Linked DNA regions of Homo sapiens: region 1 is linked to region 2. A link is an interaction called in ENCODE POLR2A ChIA-PET data of the cell type or tissue named here. Cell type or tissue: HCT116. All regions are shown on one strand. Links, peaks and the distances in the headings refer to the core of each region. The heading gives the core; the rest is flanking DNA. Region 1 overlaps INSR (insulin receptor). Region 2 overlaps INSR (insulin receptor).

Region 1 (5,374 bases), core at 172-5,171, 110 kb after region 2:
GCCTGGGTGACAGAGCAAGACCCCATCTCAAAAACAAACAAACAAACAACAAAATAAAAAAGTAGAGAGGGAAGACAGAGGAAAGGGGAGATAGGATAAGGGGTACAATCTTGAAACTCCAGCACACACATCACCTCCTTTTACTGGGAAATGCACGGTTCTATCTGACACAGGCGCATTGAGAGAAACAGATCACTGAAGGACCTGGGCTGCCAGCCTGACGCACAGGCGCTCGCTGACTTCCTTGGGTCCTCCCCGGGGCATTTCAGGTGTTCAGTCACAAAGAACAGATTTTAATTCTGACAAAGGGTCGGGTGACATGGGAAGTAACCGGTCAGTGAGTATCAGGTAGGAGGAAGGAAAAGAAAAACTTGTCAGGCCAGTCACCAAGTTAGCAGACAGCCAAAGGGAAAGCCGCCTTTCCATTACGATGGATTTTAACTCTACCCGCCTTCTTCCCAAAAGGATTGGGCCAAAAGGTCAGTTTCAACTGATAGCCCTCAGCCTCCCCCGGCCCCCCTCCCCGGTCCCCGCACCCACCCGCTCCAGGAAGCCAGGCAATGGTGGGAATTGTAAATTCGTTATCTTCACCACTCAAGATTTAGACAGCATCATCTCTGGGGCAGCCAAGTGACCACACGGTCAACTGGTCTACCATCTTTCAGCGCAGCCTTGAACCCACCAAAACACTTTCTGCCCACCCATCAGCTTATCTAACCTGATAGTTACTTTGACTTCCTCCCTGACTCAGCAAGGACTTCGGGGACGCAACAAAAAGCCTGGCTCAGCAAGGCTGTCCACTCAGTATTGGTGGAAACAGCCCCTCCTAAACACAGCCCCTGTGTGACCTTCATGACGGCATTGGAGCCCATAAGGACCCTGCACTGGTCCAAGCCTCCCTTCCCGGCATGAGGCACCCTCTTCACTCTTGCCCACAAAACGCCTCTTGGCCTTCTCTTTGCCATTTCATCCACCCGAATACCCTTCCCTCTCACCCTGTCTTTTCTTTTTTTTTTTTTTTCTTGTCTTGTCTTTTCTCTTTCTTTCTTTCTTTCTTTCCTTCCTTCCTTCCTTCTGTTTTTGTTTGTTTGTTTTTGAGACAGGGTCTCACTCTGTTACCCAGGCTGGGGTACAGTGGTGTAATCATAGCTCATTGCAGCCTCAAAGTCCCAGGCTCAAGCGATCCTCCCACCTCAGACTCCTGAGTAGCTGGGACTATAGGCACACAGCACCATGCTTGGCTAATTTTTTAAAATTTTTTGTAGAGATGGGGTCTTGCTATGTTGCCCAGGCTGAGCTCGAATTCTAGGTTCAAGTGATCCTCCTGCCTCGGCCTCCCAAAGTGCTGGGTTTACAGGTATGACCCACCACACCCAACCTCATCTTCTTTCTTTGTGATCCTTGCCACCCAAACCAAAGCACATCTCTGCCACTCCAATCTGGAACAATCTCTCCTCTTTTACAAAGGCCAACGGCAATTCATCTTCAACCCCCGGAAGAGGAGCCGGGAGCCCAGAAACATACTCTCTAGGGTACTTGTTCTTTCCTGCTCTACAAAATCCAATCATCTCCAAAGTGAAAAGTTTGTTTAAAAAATTTCAATCAAATTTTTAAAATTTATTTTATTTTAAAATAAAATAAAAATGAATAAATAAGGGCTGGGCATGGCGGCTCACGCCTGTAATCCCAGCGCTTTGGGAGGCCAAAGTGGGAGGATCACCTGAGGTCAGGAGTTCGAGACCACCCTGGCCAACATAGTGAAACCCTGTCTCTACTAAAAATACAAAAAAAACACAACAATTAGCCGGGTGTGGTGGTGGGCGCCTGTAGTCCCAGCTACTTGGGAGGCTGAGGCAGGAGAATCACTTGAACCCGGGAGGCAGGGGTTGCAGTGAGCCGAGATTGCGCCACTGCACTTCAGCCTGGGCAACAGAGCAAGACTCCATCTCACTAAATAAATAAATAAATAATTCCAATCCTGGCTGGCACAGTGGCTCACACCTATAATATAATGCAACAGTTTGGGAGGTTGAAGCAGGTGGATTGCTTGGGCCCAGCAGTTCAAGACCAGCCTGGGTAACGTGGTGAAACCCCATGTCTACAAAAAATACAAAAATTAGCCAGCATGGTGGTGCGTGCCTGGAATTCCAGCTACTCAGGAGGCGGAAGTAAGCCAAGATTGCGCCACTGCACCCCAGCCTGGACAACAGAGTTGAGACCCTTGTCTCAAAAAGAAAAAACAAGAAAAAAAAATGCCAATCATCTGAGTGAAAAATGAATTACAACTACTGTGGAATTTTTTTCAGTACAGTTTTTTTTGTTTGTTTCTCTCCTAGATTTTTTTTTTAAAGATCTTTGACAACATAAAAGGGAAGAAAGACGAATGAGAGATTCAAGTGGGCCATCATTCACGTTACATGCTCTACCCTACCTTTTTTTTTTTTTTTTTTTTTCTTTTTTTGAGATGGAGTCTCGCTGTGACACCCAGGCTGGAGTGCAGTGGCACAATCTCGGCTCACTGCAACCTCCGCCTCCTGGGTTCAAGCGATTCTCCTGTCTCAGTCTCCCAAGCAGCTGGGATTACAGGTGCCCACCACCATACCCAGCTAATTTTTGTATTTTTAGTAGAGACGGGGTTTCACTATGTTGGCCCAGGGTGGTCTCGAACTCCTGACCTCAGTTGATCCACCCACCTTGGCTTCCCAAAGTGCTGGGATTACAGGCCTGAGCCACCGTGCCCGGCCTCCCCCACCTTATCTTTTTCTTTTTGTTGGATCCCCGTGTGCAGGCGTTACACTTTCCTGTCTTCTGTATGGACGACAGTGACATCGCCACAAGGGAATTTATCAATATTCCCTGTTATCTAGAGAACATCATGATTTCCAGGTGCTCTGCTCCAAACACGTCTAGAAGCACGGGTTCGATGACTCACTCGAAGGGGAAAGGCGGGGTGGGAGGAGGGAGGAGGGTGGAGTGGGGGCCTTGCCTTGTACATATACTGCCCTCCTCCACCCAAACAGAGAGCTCCAAAAAAAAAAAAAAAAAATGCTAATCATCTGAGTGAAAAATGAATTACAACTACTGTGGAATTTTTTTCAGTACAGTGCTCTACCCCACATTTTTTTTTCTTTTTTTCTTTTTTGAGACAGAGTCTCAAAAAGTAAGGAAGGAAGGAAGAAAGGAAGGAGGGAAGAAAGAAAAGGAAAGAAAGGAAGGAAAGAGGGAAGGAAGGAAGGAAGTACCAGCAAAGGGCAGCTGGGCTGTATGGCCTCAGGCCGTGGTGCTCCCAAGTCCCACTGAAACAGCCTCTATCCCTGAATGCTGAATGTCCAGCTCATATATAGACAGAGTCTCACCCTGTCACCCAGGCTGGAGTGCAGTGGCGCAATCTCCACTCATTGCAACTTCCGCCTCCCAGGTTCAAGTGATTCTCCTGCCTCAGCCTCCTGAGTAGCTGGGATTACAGGTGCCCGCCACCACGCTCAGCTAATGTTTGTACATTTTTTAGTAGAGATGGGGTTTCTCCATGTTGGCCAGGGTGGTCTTGAACTCCTGGCCTCGAGTGATCTGCCCGCTTCGGCCTCCCAAGGTGCTGGGATTACAGGCATGAGCCACCATGCCCGGCCAAAAATGTGAAAAAGCATTCTTAAGCCAGGCAAGCACAGTGGCTCACGCCTATAGTCCCAGCACTTTGGGAGGCCAAGAAAGGAGGATTGCTTGAACCCAATTGTTTGAGACCAGCCTGGGCAACATAGCAAGACCCCATCTCTACTAAAAAAATAAAAAGAAATTAGCTGGGCGTGGTGGTGCCTGCCTGTGGTTCCAGCTACTGAGGAGGCTGACTGAGGTGGCAGTGGCCTATGATCACCCCACTGCACTCCAGCCCAGGCGACAGAGTGAGACCCCATCTCTAAAAATAAAAATAAAATAAAAAATTCTTAGCTCATAGGTCATACAAAAATAGCAGCTGGCGGACTGGATTTGGCCCACAGGTCGTAGTTTGCTGATCACTGGGCAAAGGCCTTACGTCAGACAAGTCTGAAGTCAAACCATTCCCCAGCTAGGTCTCCTAGAGCAAGTCTCATAATTCCTAGCCATGCCTCAGTTCCCTCTTCTGTAAAATGAGGATAACAAACCCTCATAGGCTGTGATGGGATCCCCTAAGGCATTGCTTAGCACATAGTAAGTGCTCAGTAAACACTAGCTATTGATGAGTGTTAAGGATGTCATTGTCAACTGTGAGCCAGGTACTATGACAGGTGCTTGAGATACAACAAAGTCCCTGCCTTCAGGAGAGCTTAGTCTGATAGGAGAGGCCCTAAGTCAAGACAGAATGAGAAGGCTGATAAGAAGAGGCAACACACATGTTGGCAGGGGCAAATTCTAGATTTCCTCTCCAGTTTCTTTTCCTTCTTTCCTTCCTTCCTTCCCTCCTTCCTTTCCTTCTTCCTTCCTTCCTTCCCTCCTTCCTTTTTTTCTTTCCTCCTTCCTTCCTTCACTCCTTCTTTCATTTCTCCTTCCCTCCTTTCCTTCCCTCCTTCCTTCCTTTCTTTCTTCCTTCCTTTCTCCTTCCCTCCTTCTTTCCTTCCCGCCTTCCCTCCTTCCTTCCTTCCTTTCTTTCCTTTTATTTCTTCCCTCCTTCCTTTTTTCCTTCCTTTTCTTTTCTTTCTTCCCTCCTTCCTTCCTTCCCTCCTTCCTTCCTTTCTTTTTACAGTTTCCTGCATTTCACCAACTTCCCGCAATGACATCTATAAGACACAAAGGTAAAGAGCTTGGATTCTGAGCCAGAATCCCCAGCTTCAAATCCCATCTCCACTACTTACTACCCATGTGTGTGGGGTGCGCGGCGGAAGGGGTGGGCGGGGCAGTGTTGGAAGTAGAAGTTGCTTAACCTCTCGAAGCCTTAGTGGTCTCAACAATAAATAAGATTGTTGGGAAGATGGGATGCAATATCCTAATCAAAGCACCCAGAACCACGGCTGGCATGAAATCAGCATTTGCCACAAAGACAATTCCGATTGTTAAAATACCAAGGCAAGCCCAGAGTAGTGGTTCACACCTGTAATCCCAGCACTTTGGTAGGCCAAGGCAGGCGGATCACTTGAGGCCAGGAGTTCAAGACCAGCCTAGGCAACATGGCGAAACCCCATCTCTACTAAAAATACAAACATTAGCCAGGCATGGTGGCACGTGCCTGTAATCCCAGCTACTCAGGAGGTTGAGGCAGAAGAATCGCTTGAACCCAGGAGGCGGAGGTTGCAGTGAGCTCAGATCATGCCACTGCACTCCAGCCTGGACAACAGAGCGAGACTCTGTCTCAAAAAAAAAAAAAAGAAAAAGAAAACAAAATCAAGTCAAGTCCAGCGTGGTGGCT
Region 2 (5,374 bases), core at 64-5,063:
TTTTCTAAAGTTTACATAATGATTGCCTATGACTCATAATTTTAAAATATGACCTGGCATGGTGGCTCATGCCTGTAATCCCAGCACTTTGGGAGCTCAAGGTTGGCGGACCACTTGAGCTCAGGCATTGGAGACCAGCCTGGGCAACATGGTGGAACCATCTCTACTGAAAATACAGGTGTGGTGGCACACGCATGTAGTCCCAGCTACTCAGGAGGCTGAGGCAGGAGAATTGCTTGAACCAGGGAGGCGGAGATTGCAGTGAGCCAAGATTGCGCCATTGTACTCCAGCCTGGGCGACAGAGCAAGACTTCATCTCAAAAAAAAAAAAAAAAAAAAAAAAGGCCAGGTTCGGTGCTCATGCCTGTAATCCCAGCACTTTGAGAGGCCGATGTGGGTGGATCACTTGAGCCCAGGAGTTCAAGACCAGCCTGGGCAATATGGTGAAACCCCATCTCTACTAAAAATACAAAAATTAGCTGGGCGTGGTGGCAGACACCTGTAGTCCCAGCTACTTGGGAGGCTGAAGCAGGGAATCACTTGACATAGGTGGCAGAGGCTGGAGTGAGCTGAGGTCGCACCACTGTACTCCAGCCTGGGCGACAGAGCAAGGCTCCGTCTCAAACAAAAATGAAGGCCAATAAGGTAAAATACAGATATGCACTGCTTAGAGGGTGGAGAATCTGTCCTTGGTCAGCCTTGATGTCCCACCCATGACACTCGGACCCCGGAGCAGCAGCCCTACCTTCAGGCATGGTCCTCGCACTGACGTAGGCTGCCACACTGCACCGTTCCTCAGGGGTGTCCTGGTTGCAAGCCTGCAGCTCGATGCGATAGCCCGTGAAGTGTCGCAAGCCGGAGATGACCAGCGACTCCTTGTTCACCACCTTCTCAAAAGGCCTGTGCTCCTCCGGACTCGTGGGCACGCTGGTCGAGGAAGTGTTGGGGAAAGCTGCCACCGTGGGCACGGCCACCGTCACATTCCCAACATCGCCAAGGGACCTGCGTTTCCGAGATGGCCTGGAACGACAGTAGGACATGTATGATGACACCATCACCATCATTTTTTTTAAAAAAGTGACACTGGAGAATAAAAGGCTTGATTAAGAAGAAAGATCAGAGCGCAGGAGGGTGCAGCAATGGGGAACATGGATTACAATACAGACTGCCAGGAATGACCACTCAGAGCAGCTTTCAATATACCCTTGTGAGCATCTGAAGGATTAGAGCAGGCCCACCTCGTGAGGGATGAGTGCTTCTAAGACCGTCAATGGTAGACACACACCGATATTCCCCTCGACATGCTCGATTTCAGGTTTTTCATTTTGCAGATAAATAGGCCAGCCAGGGTCAGTGACAAAAATAAGACACCAAAAGCACGTAAGAGTCTAGCTTTTCAGGAAGCCCTGCCAAATGGCATTTGCTCATTGGCCCAAGCTACTGATCGACATCATCAGTTTAAATAGGAAAAAATACATCTTTTCCTTCTTATTGCTGCTTAGGGCACCTGTATAATTTGAGTGATTAAGCTGCAATTCTTAGAAAAGGAATCACATCACTCAGGTCAGGAAGATTAACTCCAAGAAACATCTATGCAATTGGCACACTTCTCCCCATCCCTTAAGAAGACATATTAAACAACAAAGGTTGATAGCTAACAAATTTTAAAATACAAAGAAAAAAGGATAAAGAAGAAAATGTAGGCTGGGCGAGGTGGCTCATGCCTATAATCCCAGTACTTTGGGAGGCCAAGGCGGGCAGATAACCTGAGGTTAGGAGTTCAAGACCAGTCTGGCCAACATGGGGAAACCCCGTCTCTACTAAAAATACAAAAATTAGCCGAGCCTGATGGTGCACAGCTTTAATCCCAGCTACTCAGGAGGCTGAGGCAAGAGAATTGCTTGAACCCGGGAGGCGGAGGTTGCAGTGAGCTGAGATCGTGTCACTGCACTCCAGCCTGGGCGACAGAGTGAGACTCTGTCTCAAAAAAAAAAAAAAGAAAAGAAAATATAAATCACTCATAAATCCACAGCCCACTGCTTCCTTTGGACAATTTTTTCCCTGTAAATATTATGTGTGAACATGATGAGGATCAAGCCTGTTTTATAAGTAAACTTTGTCTACTTATTATATTGGAAGCATTTACTAAATATTTTCCTTTCAACATAACATTTTAGGAGAGAATTTTGGGACTTTTCCTTTTTAATATTAGGGTTTTCCTCCATCATCTACAAAAGTAGCATGTGTTCCCTGCAGAAAACTTGGAAAACGATGAATGACTGTAAAATATTCCATTTGCTACGTGAGTCGTCACTCACTTAACCATCCTCCTTATTTATTTATTTATTTTGAGACAGAGTTTCACTCTTGTCGCCCAGGCTGGAGTGCGACGGCGTGATCTTGGCTCACTGCAACCTCCGCCTCCTGAGTTCATGCGATTCTCCTGCCTCAGCCTCCTGAGTAGCTGGGATTACAGGAGTCCGCCACCATGCCCAGCTAATTTTTGTATTTTTAGTAGAGACGGAGTTTCGCCATGTTGGCCAGGCTGGTCTCAAACTCCTGACCTCAGGTGATCTGCCCACCTCAGCCTCCCAAAGTGCCAGGATTACAGGCATGAGCCACCGCACATGGCTCTTTTTTTTTTTTTTTGCTGTTATAAATATTCCTTTGATCATTGTCTGATTGTCTTATTACTTCCCCAAAGTAGATTCCTAGAGGAAAATATTACTAGGTTCAGGGAGATAAGAAACTCTTTAAGCTTCTTAATACCTACAGCTAAATGGTTGTCCAGAAACTCTATATTGACTTGTGGTTGCACCAGCAGGCCATGAGACTGCATTCCAGGACAATCTCAGCAACCCCTAAGCCTTAATAGTTTTTTTTTTTCTTTCTATGTTTGTTTGTCTAGATCTTTAACCCAAGAGATTAAAAATATGCTATCACTCGACTACGTTATTTGCGGATCTTTATATTACTGAGTGTGACTTCATTTTTCCTTTATTGGTTCTCTGTGATTCTCCAAAGAATTGTCCCCTCCTTGTCTTTTGTCTGTTTTTCCATGAATTTCTTGTGTTTTCCTTACTCCTGTGTTGTTTATTCATTAAGGATATTAACCTTTTATGTATCGTGCTATACAACTTACTCTTTTCCATTTGCCAGTAAGCTTTCTTTAAATGATTTGAAACAGGCTTTCATGTTTATTTGTACAATTTAATATATCAGTAACACTTTAAAACGTGTTCCTTTATAAGTCATTCTAGATGGGGTTATTATGAGTTGTGCTAAGGTTTTACGGCAATTTTGAAAGGGATCTTTTCCCTTATTTTATATTCTAATTATTGCTTGTGTATCTACAGTCTTTTTGCTTATTTCTATGTACCTACTTTCCCAAACTCTAACTCATTTAAAAAGTTTCATAATTGGCTTTCCTGGGTTTTCAATGACACACTAGAAGAGGGGTCAACAAAATTTTCCCGTAAAGGGCTAGATAATAAATATTTTGGGTTTTGCAAGCCAAATGACCTCTGTCACAACTACTCTGTCATTGTAGCTTAAAGCAGCCCTACATGATGTGTAAACAAGTGGGTGGGGTTGCATTCCAATAAGAGTTCATTTACAAAAACAGGCAGCTAGCCCATGGGCCATAGTTTGCCTACCCTTGAGCTAGACGCTCTGCAAATAGCAATGACTTTATTTCCCACATTCCATTCTTTACAACTCTGATTTCTGTTTCTTGTCTTATTACATTGGCTGGATGCCCAGAGAAATGTTAATTAGTAATGATGAGATGGGGCTTCCTTGTTTTGTTCCTAACTCTGCTAAGAATAATTTTAAGAATGATGTTAGCTTGGCTGTTGGTTTAACCTAGGTAATATTTATCTTGTAGAAGAAATATTCTATTATGAGTTTTATGAAGCCTCTTTTTTTCCTCCCCTTTCTCTAAGTTAGGAATTTTAAATTAAGGTTATTGAAACAGATATGATCTTCCTTATTGCACCTCTTGATGAACTAGATGATGTTATCAAATCTTCTGATCTTAAACCATCCTTGCATTTTGGAGATAAACAATATTGCCAGTGCAGTGTTTTATTTGGGACATTTGAATCTAACATCACATATTAGCTTGGCCTGTGGCTTTTGTTCAGTGCAGTATCTTTGTCAAGTTCTTTTTTTTTTTTTTTTTTTTTTGAGACAGAGTTTTGCTCTGTTGCCAGGCTGGAGTGTGCAATGGCGCAACCTCGGTTCACTGCAACCTCTGCCTCCCAGGTTCAAGCGATTCTCCTGGCTCAGCCTCCCAAGTAGCTGGGATTACAGGCGTGTGCCACCATGTCTGGCTAATTTTTGTATTGTTAGTAGAGACAGTGTTTCACCATGTTGACCAGAATGTTCTCAATCTCTTGACCTTGTGATCCGCCCCCCACCTCAGCCTCCCAAAGTACTGGGATTACAGGCATGAGCCACCATGCTCAACCTCTTTGTCAAGTTCTTTAAGGGTGTTATGTTCATTTCATAAAATGAACTGGGATAACTTTTATAGATTTCTGTGCCCTAAAATAGTTTTTCTATTATAGGAAATAGTTGCTCTCTCACAATTTGAAAGAACGTGTCTATAAAACTCTCTGGGCCAAGGGACTTTTTTGAGGAAATTATTTGACACATATCTTTTTCCAAGGTTCATAACCACTTAATTTTTCTGCTTCTTTTTGAATCCATTTAGACAAGTTAAATTTTCCCACCTTACTGAAACTTTCAAATTTAGCAAGTGCACCATTGTCCAAAGAACTTAACACATTAAAATTTTCTTCAGACGCTAGTTTTATGTCATCTTCTTTCCTTCTGGTTTGTGTTTTCCCTTTGATTATGTTTACCATAGGCTTAGCTGTTATTGCTTTTCCCTTCCTAACACATTTATAGTTTTATAGTTTAAAGTTTATTTCTTAATTTATCAATCCATTTAAGTCTGCTAAGTAACATCAAAGCCAAGCTTTGACAATATTCTACAAGTTAAGGTATGTGATATTCACATTTTCATTATTTTCCAAAAGGACTTCAATGGAAGTTTCCATTTCTGCTTTGGCCCGATAGATATGTAAGTGTTTAACTTTTTAACTTTTTTTTTTTTTAGACAGAGTCTCGCTCTGTTGCCCAGGCTGGAGGGCAGTGGCGTGATCTCGGCTCACTGCAACCTCCACCTCCCAGGTTCAAGTGATTCTTCTGCCTCAGTCTCCTGAGTAGCTGGGACTACAGGCGCACGTTACCACATCTGGCTAATTTTTGTATTTTTAGTAGAGAAGGGGTTTCACCATATTGGCCAGGCTGGTCTCAAACTCCTGACCTCAGGTGATCCGCCTGCCTGGGCCTCCCAAAGTGCTGC

Evidence for each region. ChIA-PET counts read pairs that join two places held together with the same protein. Peaks named below come from ENCODE experiments on the same cell type or tissue, not always from the same donor. Only the 100,000 strongest peaks of a DNase experiment are listed, where the experiment ranks them.
Region 1: POLR2A ChIA-PET joins it to region 2 with 5 read pairs; 5 of 35 experiments call an interaction of 5 or more read pairs at or near these places.

The regions. Positions count from the first base shown.
Region 1 is chr19:7,254,500-7,259,873 of GRCh38, forward strand. All of the region lies in intron 2 of INSR (insulin receptor), which reads right to left. Among named protein-coding and RNA genes, the nearest start is that of INSR, 37 kb to the right of the region's middle. RefSeq lists an enhancer at 2,890-3,752. In HCT116, for the core only: no CTCF peak of the experiment used is centred there; a DNase peak (open chromatin) is centred at 2,862; H3K4me3 peaks cover 804 bases; H3K27ac peaks cover 1,156 bases.
Region 2 is chr19:7,142,071-7,147,444 of GRCh38, forward strand. It overlaps INSR (insulin receptor), which reads right to left. Exons shown (of 22, transcript NM_000208.4): 12 at 746-1,020. Among named protein-coding and RNA genes, the nearest start is that of ZNF557, 75 kb to the left of the region's middle. In HCT116, for the core only: no CTCF peak of the experiment used is centred there; no DNase peak of the experiment used is centred there.